Regions from separate parts of the Homo sapiens genome. Here region 2 is linked to region 1. A link is a loop called in an ENCODE intact Hi-C map of the cell type or tissue named here. Cell type or tissue: HCT116. All regions are shown on one strand. Each heading gives the region's core, and the rest is flanking DNA. Links, peaks and the distances in the headings are about the cores only.

Region 1 (7,763 bases), core at 1,148-6,147:
ATGACTCATGAAAAAGGCCCATTTCACCATGTCCTAAGCCCATGAGATCAAGAATATCCTGAAATGTGGGCTTTGAGGTTTTGACTCTGATTACTTTGAAATCCAAGGAAGGAATGGATGATTGTGAGAATAGGAATGGCGGAATGATAGGCCTTCATTTGTGTGAAATTACATATATATATACACACACACACATCGGGCCATTTCTCTGGTCCATTTGAGTAGTAGCTAAGATTTAAACAGTCTCAGATTCTCTGTGCTCTCCAGGTGATAAAGGGGTTAAGGACTACAGACAAGACTAAAGTGGTAGACTGAGGTCAGGGGATTAATGAAGCAAAACTTGTAGGACATTGTGGCCTTGGTGCTCAGAAGAGGTCTTCAGCAGAAGTTTTTATGCCAACTCTTAAATCTTGATGACAGTCACGAATCTTGGAGGAGACTGCTTCTCTGCTGCCATTCTTGCATTGGGGCATATTCTCTGGGAAGCACTTGAAAGTGATTTTTTAAATGATATTCCATATTATAGAAAAAAATTGACAAAGGACCTGGAATGGTACTTGATGCATGGGAAGTTCTCTCTAAATGTAAGTAGCTATTATTATTTTACTGTTTTTCATAATAGGAACCAGAGAATCATCAAGGAAGGACTACAATATAAAGTGTCATCCAACAGGACTGGAAATTCATAGCATTTCCCTCAGATTCTAAAAGTATAATGGATACATAATGTAACCAAAAAAACCCTCTAAGTTATAAGACATATGTGGTGACAATTGTTTATTTCTGGGGATAAAACGTGTTGGCCAGGAGAGATAGTTCCTCTTTGTTACTAGTCAATGGACTTTTAGTTTTTTTTTTTTTATGAATTTGCTTCATATTCCAAAATTAGTCTCCATTTTAATCAAGCATGCCTGCTGGGCAGCTACAACTCCAGACTTTCAAACTGGTCTGGTTGGATGGCTTATAAAATCTGTGACATTTCTTGGCACTTGTTTTAAATCTGTTCCATGGTGTGAATCCTATAGTAGTTCTAGAGGTCTTCTATTTGAGGTACTGAGTATATAAACTGTTGAATATCTGAAAGATTGTTCTGATGTATCATCTATAATTTCATTTAAAGTTTTGTAATGGATTCTCCATGTAATAAGCAGAGACCTTCATTTTCTTCATAATAGGAGAAATTTATTGCATTTCCATTCTTTTATAAAATAATATGACTAGCTTATTACCTATTCCATACTTGACAAAAAATAAAAGTGAATTAAATTCTGTAATTGTTTATTAATAAAATTTTTCATCTTTTATCACATTGACTTTTATCACTCTAAAGTGCTCTAATAATTAAAACTAAATGAAATTCTGATAATTACAATTCTTTAACTTGGTAAATTAAAAGAATTGGATATGTTGGGATTATTACAACAGATTGGTTTAAATTATGTGTTTGTTTTTAATGTTATTTTATGAAATTGGCTGCTTGAAGGAATAAACTAGGATTACAAAGTAGATTAAAACTAAAACAAGATAATGTTTATAAATTGAGAAACAATAAATTACATATTGTATTTCCCCTAGATTTTTGTGGTATCTACTTCATTATTCATGTACATCCTAGATTTAAAAAGTAACTCTATTATTAAGGATAATTTTCCATTCCTTTCTGGTTCAACTGTAAGGGAAGATTTCTCCCCTCCTCTCTTGAAAAAGGCTCATTAATAAAAATAACTCATATAACACTTAATAAAAGCCAGATGGTGATTTGAGTGCTTTACATATGTTAGCTAACTTCGTCCTGTGAAGTAAGCAGTATCGTCTGCATTTTTCAGAGGTAGCACAGAGAGGCTACTTACTTGTCCGTGATTGCACAGTTAGTAAGTGATAGAGGCTAGCAGTATGGCTCCAGTCCGTGCTTTTAACCACTGCTGTATACTTCTGAGGGCCAAAGATGTGAGCTGATCTAATTGATTATTTTTCAAAACAGCTTTATTGAGATGTCATTTGTGTATCATAAAGTTCACCAGTTTATACAATTCAATGGATTTTAATGTATTTACAAAATCATGCAACCATTACCATAGTCTAATTTAGGAACAAATTCATCCCCAAAAGAAAGCTTTTACTTACTTGTGGTTACTCTACCGTTTACCTTCTGATTGCTTCCCCCAGTCCCAGACAGCCACTAATTGAAATTTCTGTATCTATGGATTTGTGTATTTTGGACATTTCACATGAATGGAATCATATAATATGTGGCCTTTGTGACTGGCTTATTTCACTTAGCATAATGTTTTCAAGGTTCATCCATGTTGTAATATATATTGTTAATTCACTCCTTTTATTGCCAAATAATCTATTGTACTGATGAGTATTTTTTGAAACCCCATCTTTACATTTATCAAAGACTTCTGTGAAAATTAGCAGTTTGTGTGTTTCATTGTGTTCTTGTTTGTATTTTGGAGTGCTAGATACGTATTGGAAATTGAAAGAGTTAAAACTGAGGCTCAGAGAACCAGTGATTTTGAATCTTGTTTTTCAAATAGGAGTAAAAAGAGCTGTGCCTCTGTTAAGTTTTTCAGTTAATTTAGCTTATAATTTTTTTGGAGCCTAAACTATGAATTGAGTTTTTTTCATATAATTGTATTTTCAACTTGAATAATAAGATGGATGTGATGTACTTCAAGGCATTTTTGAACTATATTTGAGAATATTAAAGTAATATTGCCAAAACAATGTAATGGAGGATGTTACAAACTGTTAAATGTATTCATACTGTTTTGATTCTTAAGTTTCACAAACTGGGTAGGAGACATCACCAGGTATTTGGGAAGTATCATAGGTATGGGAGTGAGAGAATGTGCAAGATCTCTTCTCTGGTTAGTGTGGACCTCTTAAGCTATCTTTATCTTTTTGGCTGTTTCTTCTCTAAAACGTAAAGATATTTTGTGTTGTTGTAGAGTGACAGCATATACTGCAAAGAACAACTTGTCATCAGATAGAGTTTTCCTTTTTATTCTCATTGAAATAAGGTGGTCACTTAGTTTTTCTGAGTTCAGGCTTCCTCATGGATAAGTCGTCTAGTTAACAAGTGGCAAAGTTGAGAACCTGAAAACCCAAGCTAGGTGTTTTTGTTACTATATTACAATGGCTTATAATAACAGATACAAGTATAGTATGTCTCTTTATTCATCAAGTATTTATGGAATAAATAGATAACAATGAGTTTTGGGGCTTGTGGCATTCTGACCAGCTTTAATTGTAGTCAAAAGAAGGGTCTGAAGGTGACGTTTTATTTGGAATATGGGATTTTATGGTCTTGAAAAATGATTTAAAAAAACATATATTTAAAAACTATCATTCTTGGACAGTCCTGGTTTACTATATGTGAGCTATTTACAATGTTTTCTTTTTATGCATCTTTAGTGTTTTTCTGTGGCCTTCCAGTTCTTTTAAGAAGTTTTAAAAAAGCACTATTTTGTACTTTATCATTTTATAAATATTGTGGGTATTCTGGTATTTAAAGGGATGAAAATACCAGTTTTTAACAGCTAACAAATGAATTGAAAGATTTTGTATTACTAAAACTCAGCAGTCATTTGTCTCCCTCTAGCGATCACATAACTGTGCCACATTGCCCATTTACTTAGCATGTTTTGATTGAAAACCAGAAAAAAGAAGTTTAATACCTTTTAAATTATGTTGCACATTTTATGGAATTTGGTTTACATTTATTTAAGATTGTCCTGATTACAATTTTAATAGAAAATCAGTAGTTCCTGCAAAGATTTTGGGAAGCCTTTAATATCTTGCTTCATTGAGCCTGAGAAGCTATGGTTATACATCATTACTGCCAGGAAAAAAATAATCCAAGTAAACTAAGACATACCGTTGATTGTAAGATGCATCTCCATTTCAGAAAGGATAAATTGTGGGAAAAAATCAGCATATAGTTTTAGTACAGTAATGTAATGTCTTTGTGGATATTAGTCATTGAAATGGTTTTCTCATTTATAGAAGAAATTTTTCTTATCAGAATATACCAGGACACATAATGGTATGGTTAGATGAAACTCATTGATAATACAATTGAAGGATCATATGTATTAAAAGTTTAAAGTTTAGAATTTTGAGTTGCGGGAACTTAAGTCAAATGGAGTTCTTTCTGATAAATGGAATTTTGTGGTGGTAGCTTTGTAATATGTCACCTTGCTAGGCTGAACTTATTTTCCAGAGTTCTCTTCTCTGTAATTTGTTTAGGATGAGACACAAGAGAGATTCTTGCATGAGATTTGAAGGCAGAAGTGAAGCAGCAGCCATTTTTGTAGCTTATACAAGTTGTGGCTTCTCTCCTGGCTCACCTTGTTGGTATGAGGTAGTAGTAGCCAGGCTGCAATTGCCCTACCTTCTGTGGAATCCTCTTTCAGTTTCTCCATCTCTTGGGTTAGGTCTGTCAGGAAGGACCCCAGCATGCTCAAGACATCTTGAGACTATCAGGGTCAGAATAAAAACCAACATGGACTTCAGTTTTCAGTCCGTTCTGGTGGGCTTCATCTGGTGATTGTGGATCCTATTTTGTTCTTGCTTTTCCCACTTTATGATGTCTTTCTTGATTGCCTGCCTTACACAAGCTAGTTCCAGCTTCTACAGTTACACAAGATCAAATCTCTTAGTGTCTCTCTCAGTCTGTCTGTTCGTCTGTCTGTCTTTCTCTCTCTCCCCAGCTGTTTGCTTATCTGGTCAAGCACTGACTGATAAATTTACCATGGTACATAATTCTTAGGGAGATTTTATGCAACTTCAAATTTGAAATTCTAGTAATGTAAATTAACATTTAGGAAATTGAATTAACCATTTTCCCTTCAAAATGGTAGTGGTACCTTTTGGAGTACTTAAGTATTCTTCAGTGTATTGTAAGTAATTTTAAGGATTCTTATAAAGAACCAACCTGGTAAAATGCATAGATAAAGGTTTCTGTCTGGTATAATTTTCCTTCTACCTGAAAGGACTTTCTTTAACATTTTTGTAGTGCAGGTCTTCTGTTGATGAATTTGTTCAACTTTTGTATGTTAGGAAAAGTCTTATTTTACCTTTAGTTTTAAAAGAGATTTTTGTTGTGTATAGAATTCTAGATAGATAGTTTTTGTATTTGAGTATTTTAGAAATGTGGTTCTTCTCACGTTTATTGTTTTTGATGAGAAATTCAGTGTCATTGGTATTTTTCTTCCTTTATATTTAATGTGTTTTTTTCCTCTTACTATTTTTAAGATTTACTCTTTATCATTGAATTTAAGTGGTTGATTATGTTGTGTCCTCTTTATTTTCTTTATTTTTTATGCTTGGGGTTCAGTGACCTTTTTGTATCTGTATACTTATGGTTTTCATTAAATTTTGAAAATTTTAGGCCATTATTTCTTCAGCTGTTTTTTCTGTCTTTCCTCTTCTTCAGGGACTCGAGTACACATATGTTTTGTTGCTTAAAGTTGTTTCAGAGTTCACTTGTGCTTTTTTTTTTCACTTGTGCTTTTTTTTTAAGTCCCTTTTCTCTCTGTTTCATTTTAAATAGTTAAATTTTATTTGTCTCCAAGTTCACTAATCTTTTCTTTGCAATATTTAATCTGCCATTAGTCCCATCCAGTATATATATATTTTTTATCTCAGACATTGTTGTTTTCATTCCTAGAAGTTTGATTTGAGTCTTTTTCATGTCTTTCATGTTTCTATGTGTTTACTGTGTTCAATTTTCTTCTAGCTTCTTGAACATATGGAATACACATGTTTAAATGTCCGTTCATTAACTTGATCATCTGGCTCATTTCTGTATCAGTTTTGATTGATTGGCTTTTCTACTCATTATGGGTTATATTTTTCTGCCTCTCTGCATGCCTAGTAATTTTTGATTGGATGTCATATATTGTGAATTATACCTTGCTGGGTGTTGGGATATTTTTTATATTCCTAAAAATATTCTTGAGCTTTGTTCTGGGATGTGGTTTAATTACTTGGCAACAGTTTGATTTTTTTGAGCCTTGTTTTCAAGCTTTGTTTAGTGGTACCAGAGCAGCATTTAGACTGGGGTTACTCTCTCCCCACTACTGAGGAAAGACCCTTCTTTCAATTAGAGAATACTGTAATTGTTCTCCCATGAATTATGAGTTTTTCCACTCTGGCTGGTAGGAATAACCACTATTCCTGGCCCTTTTTGAGTTCCAGGCACTGTTCCCTGTAGTCCTTTTTGGGTGATTCTTTCTCCAGCCTGGGTTAATTTCCTCACACGCATATGCTGATCACTAATCAGCTCAAGACTTGAGGGGGACTCCTTGCAGATCTCTCGAGTTCTTTTTCTACATGATTCTTCTCTGGTACTCTCTCCTGAAACTATTCTCCTTAGCTTTCCTAGACTCTCAGTTTCTCTCCATAACTCAGGGAGACCACTGGATTCTGCCTGAGTTTGCCTCTTTGCCCTGTGGCCTTAAAAGTCTCTCTAGACAGTAATAAGCTGGAGCAGTTATAGAGGTGACCTCTGTTGTTTCTTTTCTTTCAGGGATCACTGACCTTTTATCCTGATGTCCAGTGGCTTGAGAGCTGTTCTTCATTCAGTTTTTTAGTTTTCAGGTGGTAGAGTTCATTTGGTTCTTGTTACTTTATCTTGGCACGATTTTAGTTGCATCTAATTGTGTGTTTTAGAGTCGCTATCAGGAGAAATGTTTATTTAGAGGAGCCAAGATATTCTTTCTCAAGTGATTTGAATTATCTGGTATTCTAGGTACCCAGGTTTAAAAGCCTGTATGGTTTTTCTGCACGTATTTGGCATTCTGTTCTTAGTTTTCTATTCCATGGTACTCAAAGTAGCTGGTTCAGAAACTTTGTTACTGGTCTGTGTTGGAATGAAAAATGTACACTGCAATGTATGTAAATGCATTACTTTCTTCACTGAGAAAGTATTGCTATGAAAAGCTGTTAGGTGAACCCAACAGTGTGGTTAGTGATGTAGTTGATTTATATTTTGTACAAGTGTCTTGTCTTGATATAGCCTGGTAACTGTCGGTGGTCTAGTACTGTTCGCCTAGTCACACTCTTGAGTAGCTGCTTGTACTTTATATTACGTAGTTTAACAAACGTGGACTTTTATTTAATATGCTTTTTATTGTACTCAAGAATATAGATAGGTTCTGTAAGATTGTATCCAGGATTATTCAGTTGCAGATATAAAAGAAAGCAAGCATCCAAAAGCCAACCTATATTAACTTCAGTTACCTTGATTTTTAAAAAACTTATACAATTGGCCAGGTGCGGTGGCTCACGCCTGTAATCCCAGCACTTTGGGAGGCTGAGGTGGGTGGATCACAAGGTCAAGAGATCGAGACCATCCTGGCCAACATGGTGAAACCTCGTCTCTACTAAAAATACAAAAATTAGCTGAGTGTGGTGGCACGCACCTGTAGTCCTGCTACTCGGGAGGCTGAGGTAGGAGAATTGCTTGAACCTGCGAGGTGGAGGTTGCAGTGAGCCAAGATCATGCCACTGCACTTCAGCCTGGCAACAGAGTGAGACTGCGTTTAAAAAAAAAAAAAAAGTATACAATTTGGATGGTTTTTTGTATATTTATAGAGTCATGCCACCATCACCAAAATTTAATTTTAGGATGTTTTTTATCATCCTGCAAAGAAACCTTGAGTCCATTAACAGTCACTCCTTACATACCCCTGTCTCCAGCCCTAGGTAACCTTGAGTCTACTTTCTCTGTCTCTATATTTGCCTTTTTTTTA
Region 2 (7,763 bases), core at 1,164-6,163, 190 kb before region 1:
TAGAATTATTCAATTCCTTTTACGGAAGGATGGAAGGTAGATTTCCTTTTCTCCTCCAAATTTATTAAGGTTTAATTGATAAAAATTTTATAGATTTATGATATACAACATATTTCGATAAATGTATACATTGTGCAATGATTAAATCAAGCTAATTAACATATCCATCACCTTATATACTTATCGCTTTTTCTAGATTACTTTTGCTCAGGAGTGGCCAAACTTAGTTTCTTTCAAAGTTCAGAAGACTCTGTGGATCCTTCAGCACTTAAAGACCACCATACAGAATATCATTTTTCCATTCTCATTTTAAAAAAATGAGATTCTATTACAAAAAGGAATCTACAAAAAAAAAACCCAATTCAAATGGATTTAGCTTCTTGTGTTTTCTTTGATAAACACAGATCCTCTAGAAAAAAAATATAGTACTTGATTTTAGTCCCCAACTTCATTTAAAGTGACGCATACTTATTTGAAAGAAGATAAAATAAGAGATGCTTGTTTTCTCTCTTTGGATGTAATTATTAGCATTTGAAATCAGAGGCCAAAAAGACTTCATGCTTTGACTTAGGATTAACAGTCTCTTTTGAACAGAACTATCACTTGTCTATTCAACTTAGTAAAGTAATTGCTTCTTTATTCTCCTTGAAATGTTGTTGTATGCTTTACAAGTACACAATCCCTTCCCTTCAACTCTTATACAATAAGCTCTGAAATGCAAAAGAGTTTTTCTTCACTCATTTGGCAGCAAAACTTTACCTGAACTGATTTAAGGCTATAGTCTTCATTTCTTCTGCTTAGTGTGAATATTCATATATTTCATTGCAGAAATTGTTGGTGTTTTGATTACAGGGGGCTGCCCTGGTCTCTGCTGGGGATGTTACATAGCATATGGTAAATATACATATTACCTTGCTATAATTCTAAAACAAAACTCACATGACTCCAAGAGTTTCAAGTAAGGGATTGTGGGACTATGGGAATTTTTTTCTTTTCCTATTTTATGAACAGGAACCTAATTTCTGGCTTAGTCGTAGAATTATTGTAATAGTTCACTCCCACTTACTAAATAATTATGATATACCAGGCACTGGGTTTTACATATTTACATTATTCTAATTGAATGCTGTGGAATGAATCTTTATGGCCTAGAGATCTAAGTGTATGGGACTTTATCCAGGCTTCTCCCCACCTCAAAATCAATCTGGTTTCCCAGAGTAAGAAGCTGGGCGAGCTGCTCTTTGTGTCCGTATGGTGGTTTTTCATTTCTCTTTGGTTGGAGATTATTATATGGATAAAAAGCACAAACCTTACAGTCAGCCAGGCTCATGTCTGAATTAGCTCTACCTCTACAAATGAGTAGGACAAATTCTTTAACCTCTTTATGAGACCATTTCCACATCAGTAAAATGGGGATAACAACAGTACTGACCTCACAGGGCTTTTGTGAGGATTAAATGAGATGATGTCTGTAAAGTACTCAGCAATTTTACAAAATACCTGGCCTAGTACTTAGTGTATAATCATAAGCTACCTTACCTATCTTTACCAATAAGCATCTGCATGATGATAATTTACTTTCTGTATTACAGCTATTATTCCACAAAACTTTTTTTTCACAGAAATAAGATGATATTTACAAGATGTGTTCTTGTTTTCAAAAGACCCTTATTTTGACTTCAAGGGAAGCTTTATTAAGCATTAATTGTCACAGATACACCGCTATTATACAGAATTTTAAAAGCTAAGGAGATGTTAGAGGGAAGTAAAATACATTGAACAGCTTACTCTGTTAACAACCTTGATCTGATTTTTAAAGTAAGGAGAACAAAATTCAGACTTGGCCAATGTTACAAAACTAGTAAAAAGCAAATACCTTCACCAAAAGCCAGAAGGAAACAGTATCTCATGATGCAGTCTAATACTGTTATGACAACTTCAAAAAAACTTTTTCTACCTTCCTTTTCAAGAAAAAGCTACCTAATACCTAGGTATTATAGAATACAATATTAAGCATATTATATATTAATAACTTTTTGTGACATTAATTCATGTATTGTTTCAAAACCTGCTTTTACTACTAACACAACACTGTAAAATATTTTCATGTCAGATATTTATCTACATCACTGATTCATAATATGTAATTTAATCAATTCTCCCTTATTGGACATTTGGGTTATTTCCAAGGCCTCATCATTTTAAACCAGTGGTTCTTAAACTTTTTGGTCTTAGGATTTCTTTATACTCTTTAAATATTTTTGAGGACACAAAAGCTTTTGTTTATGTGGATTATATCTATTGGTATTTACTGTATTAGAAATCAAAACAAATTTTAAAAACATTTCTCAATTGACTTAAAAACATCAATCATAAACCTAATACATATTAACATATTTTGGGAAAAATAACAAGCAACAAAATTTAGTGAGAAGAGTAGCACTGCTTGACAATTTTTCAAATCTCTTTAGTTCTGGCTTAATAGAAGACAGCTGGATTTTCATAGTAGATTAAATGCAGAAGCAGATATATGTTGTTTTGGTTGAAATTAAGAAAAGCTGACCTCATATAGATAATGCAGTTTAAAAAAGTAAGAGAGAATTTTAATAACTTTTTCAGATAATTGTGGATATCCTTCTTTTATATTAAACCCAAACCTGACAAATGGTGGTTTCTTAAAGGCTTGTTGCAATGTGGAAAGAACTTTTTATACTATGTTACATTAAAATCTATCCCTCTATTTTGTACTTTGCATCTTTTATCTAGGCATAATTTGGTAACATCATACAACGGTCAATTGGAAAATACTCGTTCAGTTAGTTATGCAGATATTCTAAATTCCCAGTATACAGTAACAGAAACTCACATTCTTTAACTGCACCAACAATCTTTTCACAAAAGTCTTTAAGGATTAGAAAGTTGTTAAGTTCATATGGTCAGATACAAGTTTTCCAAAATTCTAATTTTTACTTGAAAGATCCAGTTTTATCATTGGTTACAAATACCCTCAGTTGCTTTCCTTGAAGTAAGACTCACTTTTTTCTTTCTATAAGATGTCTTGTTATTCTTTGAAATAAAAATGGTGTTCCACAAAAATGCAGATAGTATAGCTGGCAACTCAAACAATCACCTAAATACTTCTCAAGACAACCCCAATACCAACTGTAGCAGGATCGTTTGGGGCATATTTTCCATTACATCAAATAAAATATACAAAAGACATGTACTCAACATTAAGATTTAATAAAATTAATAATTTTTAATGCTTCATCAAGGAACATTAAGTGGAATGCTTTATGTGTAGCTGTTAAGAATACGATACCACTGTCTTGACTCTTGCTAAGGGCAGCAGTTTTACTCACCATTCCTTTTGCACCATGAGTATTATTACTCTATTATTAGAAAAATAATTTTCACTTTATGGCCTCCTAGGGATCCATGGAGGGTACACTGAGAACCAATGTTCTTAACAATGCTAAAAGTACATTCTTATAGTTAAATCTTTACACATATTCTTACTCTGGGGGGATAAATTCTTAAAGTGGAATTACTTGGTAAATTATATATATTTGTAAAAATATACATACATAAATTACTAGGTAAATTTATAGACCTATAAATATAGAGCTTTTATACATACATACAGGTGTGCATGTTTTTTATATATGTATATATGTGTGTATATATGCACACACATATGTATGTATAAAAGTACGTGTGTATATTTGCATGTGCACACACGTGTGCATATATACACACGTGTGTATGTATGTGTATGTATATGCACACACGTGTGTGTATGTATAAAAGTTTTTGATGCATACTACCAAACTGTTCTCTGAGTTGGTTCAAATAACTTACATCACCAAAGCAGTCTATGAGGCTACACATCTTCCCTATCTATGCTAGGACTAGACTTTTGTATCTTTGCCAATCTGAGGGTTAAACATAATAACTTTTCAGAACCATCCTGACTGCCACAAAGACTGGGTGGCCCCAGATTAGCCAGGAGACACTACATATATTTGCCTTCATTGTGGCTCACATTTCATCTCATCAAAATGAAGATATTATTTACCCTGTCTAATTCACTGGGATGATATGAGAAATAATTAGGAAAAGAATGAAAAAGTAAAAAGCATTTGTAAGACGATTCAAAGAGAAACAGATCAAATGTCAATGACACACACTCAAAGGAAGTGTATAAATTGGTTTCACCAGATTTTGGTTGTCCTAAAAGTGAGTGAGTTTGGGGCTTGTAACATTTAAGTTTTCTGTTTACTGAAAAATGAATCTAGAGTTTTCCTGCCCTTAAAAATGGTTGTATTTTCTAGGTACATGATTTTTTTTTAAATTTTTTTGGAGAAAATGTTATAAGATGGCAAAATTCTCAATTTAAGAACACAGATGTAAACTTTATTAACAGCAGGCAGAAAGCTGGCCTTCTTCCATGCTATTCTATTCTAATCTAAGAAGATAGGTGGTTATGTAATTCCTCCACATAAATTCAGTCCACCTGGACGTGAAGGGGGAGGTGACTTAACAAACTGACTTCACATCAGTTCACGCATTTTCTCTGCAATTTATTCTTTAAAAATGTTTTTTCCCTATGAACAATACATTCAATATAAATTATTAGATTATCACCAATTTCTACAAAAGCAAATATGCCCTTGTTGCAAATATGCAAAAACAGAAGGAAAACACAAAAAGGAACATTCTTTCCATTCCAACTGATAGTCTACATGAGCTCTCAGGAAGTTTGGCAACTGGGTTTCAAGGTTTTAAGAATATTACAATAATCCAGAGCAACTGCAGTGTAGAGCAATGTGGAAAAAAAGAAAGAGAGAAAGAGAGACAGGGAGAGAGAGAAGGAAGGAAGGAAAGAAGGAAGGAAGGGAGGGAGGGAGGGGAAGGGGTTGATTAAAGATGGTTTCATGAATAAAATATATCATGAAACCATCTTATTCTCTGCTAAGACGATTTTACTAACTATAATTTTGCTTCTAGAAATTAAAATTTCCTCAATTCCATCTGAGCAATCAATACTCTAAAAGCATAAAGTGTTATATTCTCTAATTATTTTTACTTTTTAACTCTGTTCTTGACCAGAAATGAAGGGGAAGGGGAAGGGGAGAGACAGAGAAGAAGAAAAAGGAGGAGGAGGAGGAGGAGACAAAAAGAAAAGAGGACAGCACTCTTAGAAAAGGAGGGAAATCACTCTTGTGAGGCGTTAGCTTTGTGGTTCCAACAGTGACCACCTCGACTTTCCTGGGACAGATTTATTCAGCTTAACAACCCTCACTGGTGACTTGTGACATTCTCCTGCCAGTCCCTGCAGGTACAGTACCCTGACAGGCCATTATAAAAAGGCTCTCTAACAGGGCCACTGGCTGTCAGAAGCCACCAGCTGGCGTGCCACAGCCCTGCAGTCGCCAGGGTCCAGCTGCCAGTCTGGGCGGTGCCGTCCATGCTGCGCAACGTGCCACCCAGCTGCTGCATGGTCACGTCCATCTGGAGCTCTCTAGCTAGACAAATCTCTATGCCTGTCAGATCTCTTCAGCAAGCCTTGTTATGCAAATTCAATTACTCAAGTGTGCCCTATTACTGCTGGCTAACTGCTCCTAGAACCGATCTCACACTGACAGTTCACATTTTTTGCTCACCAAAAAGTACCTCATTTATTCTTGCTTTGCTACCTCCTTGTATCATTAAAGATGAACAGCCAAAGTCCACAGTATTCTAACCTCTCTGCAGTGGGCTACTGTTCTCCACAAAGAGCTGAGAGGAAAATTAATTGCAAAAGAAAACCTTCTAATCAGACATGAAGTGGTGTTAAAGCTGCAGATTCCCCACACTTGACAGATGATTTTACTACCAGAAATATGAAATTTAAATCTTAATGACCGAAAGGAAAATCTGGTATAACAAGTTATATTGGACAAAAAAAAATGAATTATTAGGAGAAAATGCTGTAGTAGCTTTTACTAATACCTACTTTTAAATAAAAAGAAAAGAAGTGACAAGAAATTTCATTAGGTAAAGTTCATGTGAGATAGCTCACTGCCTTGTCTACATTCTCCCCTCCCCTGCACCCTCTAGCCCTAGTCATGCCACTCCCAAACACATGCACTTCCTCTCCCCACTGCCTATACCCTCTCGCCTTACCGCTACAATTAGGAGGTTTCGTTCTTTTTCAATAACTCATTTTAACCCATCAGTGATTTGAAGGTTGAGATGAGTATTTGAAGCCATTTAACCATTTCTAATCCATTCAAGACAACTGAGAAAAAATTCCAAGGTACAGCTGTAATTCCAAGATTCTCACCCAAGCAACCTCATCATAAAATGAGACATTTTAATCAACTGAGGAGGTAAGAGAAAAAGAGTCCATCAGTAGTTACACTTTCAAAATAGCAGTTTCCACAACATGAGTAGAGTATAGCAGTTTAGAAGAGAAAGGGAATAAGTAATGTCTGTTTATGAATCATGCAATGATACAAATACCAACAGAAATTTAGCTAAAATAGGGATTACACAGTGATATCTGGACATCAGTCCCCAAGAAATGTTTCTAATGCACAAATCTTTAGGATCTTTACTCTGAAAATAACAGTTAACTGTTGATTACAAAACTAAAAAAATGAAAAGGCTGCTGGCCAGGCACAAGTCAAATGTAACCATGTTTCAGGTTTAAAGCTTATGGACAATGGAGGGTTGTTGGTTTTTTTGGTTTGCTTCATTTGCTAAGTGAACTTGGAAAATGTGTAAGGAAAGGAGGTCCAGGATAAATACAAGGCAAGAAGTTTTGGTAAACAGTTTTTATTTTTTATTTTCTTTTGTTTAAGAGATACGGTCTCACTCTGTCACCCAGGATGGAATGCAGTGGCATGATCATAGCTCACTGTAGCCTCTAACTCCTGGGCTCAAGTGATCCTCCTGCCTCAGCCTCCCGAGTAGCTGGACTACAGGTGTATGCCACCACACCCAGCTAAGATTTTAAAAATTGCTTGTAGAGGCAAGGTCTTGCTGTGTTGCCCATGCTGTTCTCTAACTCCTGGCCTCAAGTGATCCTCCTGCCTCAGCCTCCCAAAGTGCTAGGATTACAGGGATGAGCCACCACACCTGGCCCAGTATAGAGTATTTTAAAATATATCATGAAACCATCTTATTCTCTGCTAAGATGATTTTACTAACTCTATAATTTTGCTTCTAGAAATTACTAAAATTTCCTCAATTCCATCTGAGCAATCAATACTCTAAAAGCACAAAGTGTTATATTCTCTAATTATTTTTACTTTTTAACTCTGTTCTTGATCAGAAATGAAAAAGTAGAGTGCCTATATGCTTGGCCTTAAACCCCTAAAATCCAATTGTTTAGGAATTGCTTTTCAAATGCCTCATTTGTAACCACTTTTTAAAATCAGTATCTCTTATGTTTTGAGAGACCCGACCACAGTTTTTTTAAATTATACTAGTTAAAACTGAAAGCAAACTATTTCACTCAAGTATGTGAATAATATGTATGAAAATTAGGAACTATCTGCATTTGCAGGGACAAATAGCTATCCCACAGGAATGAATTTTAAAATGTGGGAATGGCATTATTAGGTAATATAGGTATATTGAAAATGTGTATTTTTATGTTATAAAATGGTTTTATCAGCATGTTATATTTCCACTTAAAAATTCAGATTAACAAAAAAGGGTAAGTATGCTTCTATTACATTTTTAAAAATCACTAAAATGCTTATATTTGAATT

Evidence for each region. Peaks named below come from ENCODE experiments on the same cell type or tissue, not always from the same donor. Only the 100,000 strongest peaks of a DNase experiment are listed, where the experiment ranks them.
Region 2: it touches region 1 in a loop (2.1-fold over the local background); 10 of 110 quality-filtered maps call a loop at or near these places.

Annotation. Positions count from the first base shown.
Region 1 is chr7:27,771,305-27,779,067 of GRCh38, forward strand. The region is part of intron 5 of TAX1BP1 (Tax1 binding protein 1); the gene reads left to right. Among named protein-coding and RNA genes, the nearest start is that of TAX1BP1-AS1, 35 kb to the left of the region's middle. In HCT116, for the core only: a CTCF peak has its summit at 3,617; a DNase peak (open chromatin) is centred at 3,637.
Region 2 is chr7:27,581,500-27,589,262 of GRCh38, forward strand. The region is part of intron 4 of HIBADH (3-hydroxyisobutyrate dehydrogenase); the gene reads right to left. Among named protein-coding and RNA genes, the nearest start is that of TSL, 31 kb to the right of the region's middle. In HCT116, for the core only: no CTCF peak of the experiment used is centred there; no DNase peak of the experiment used is centred there.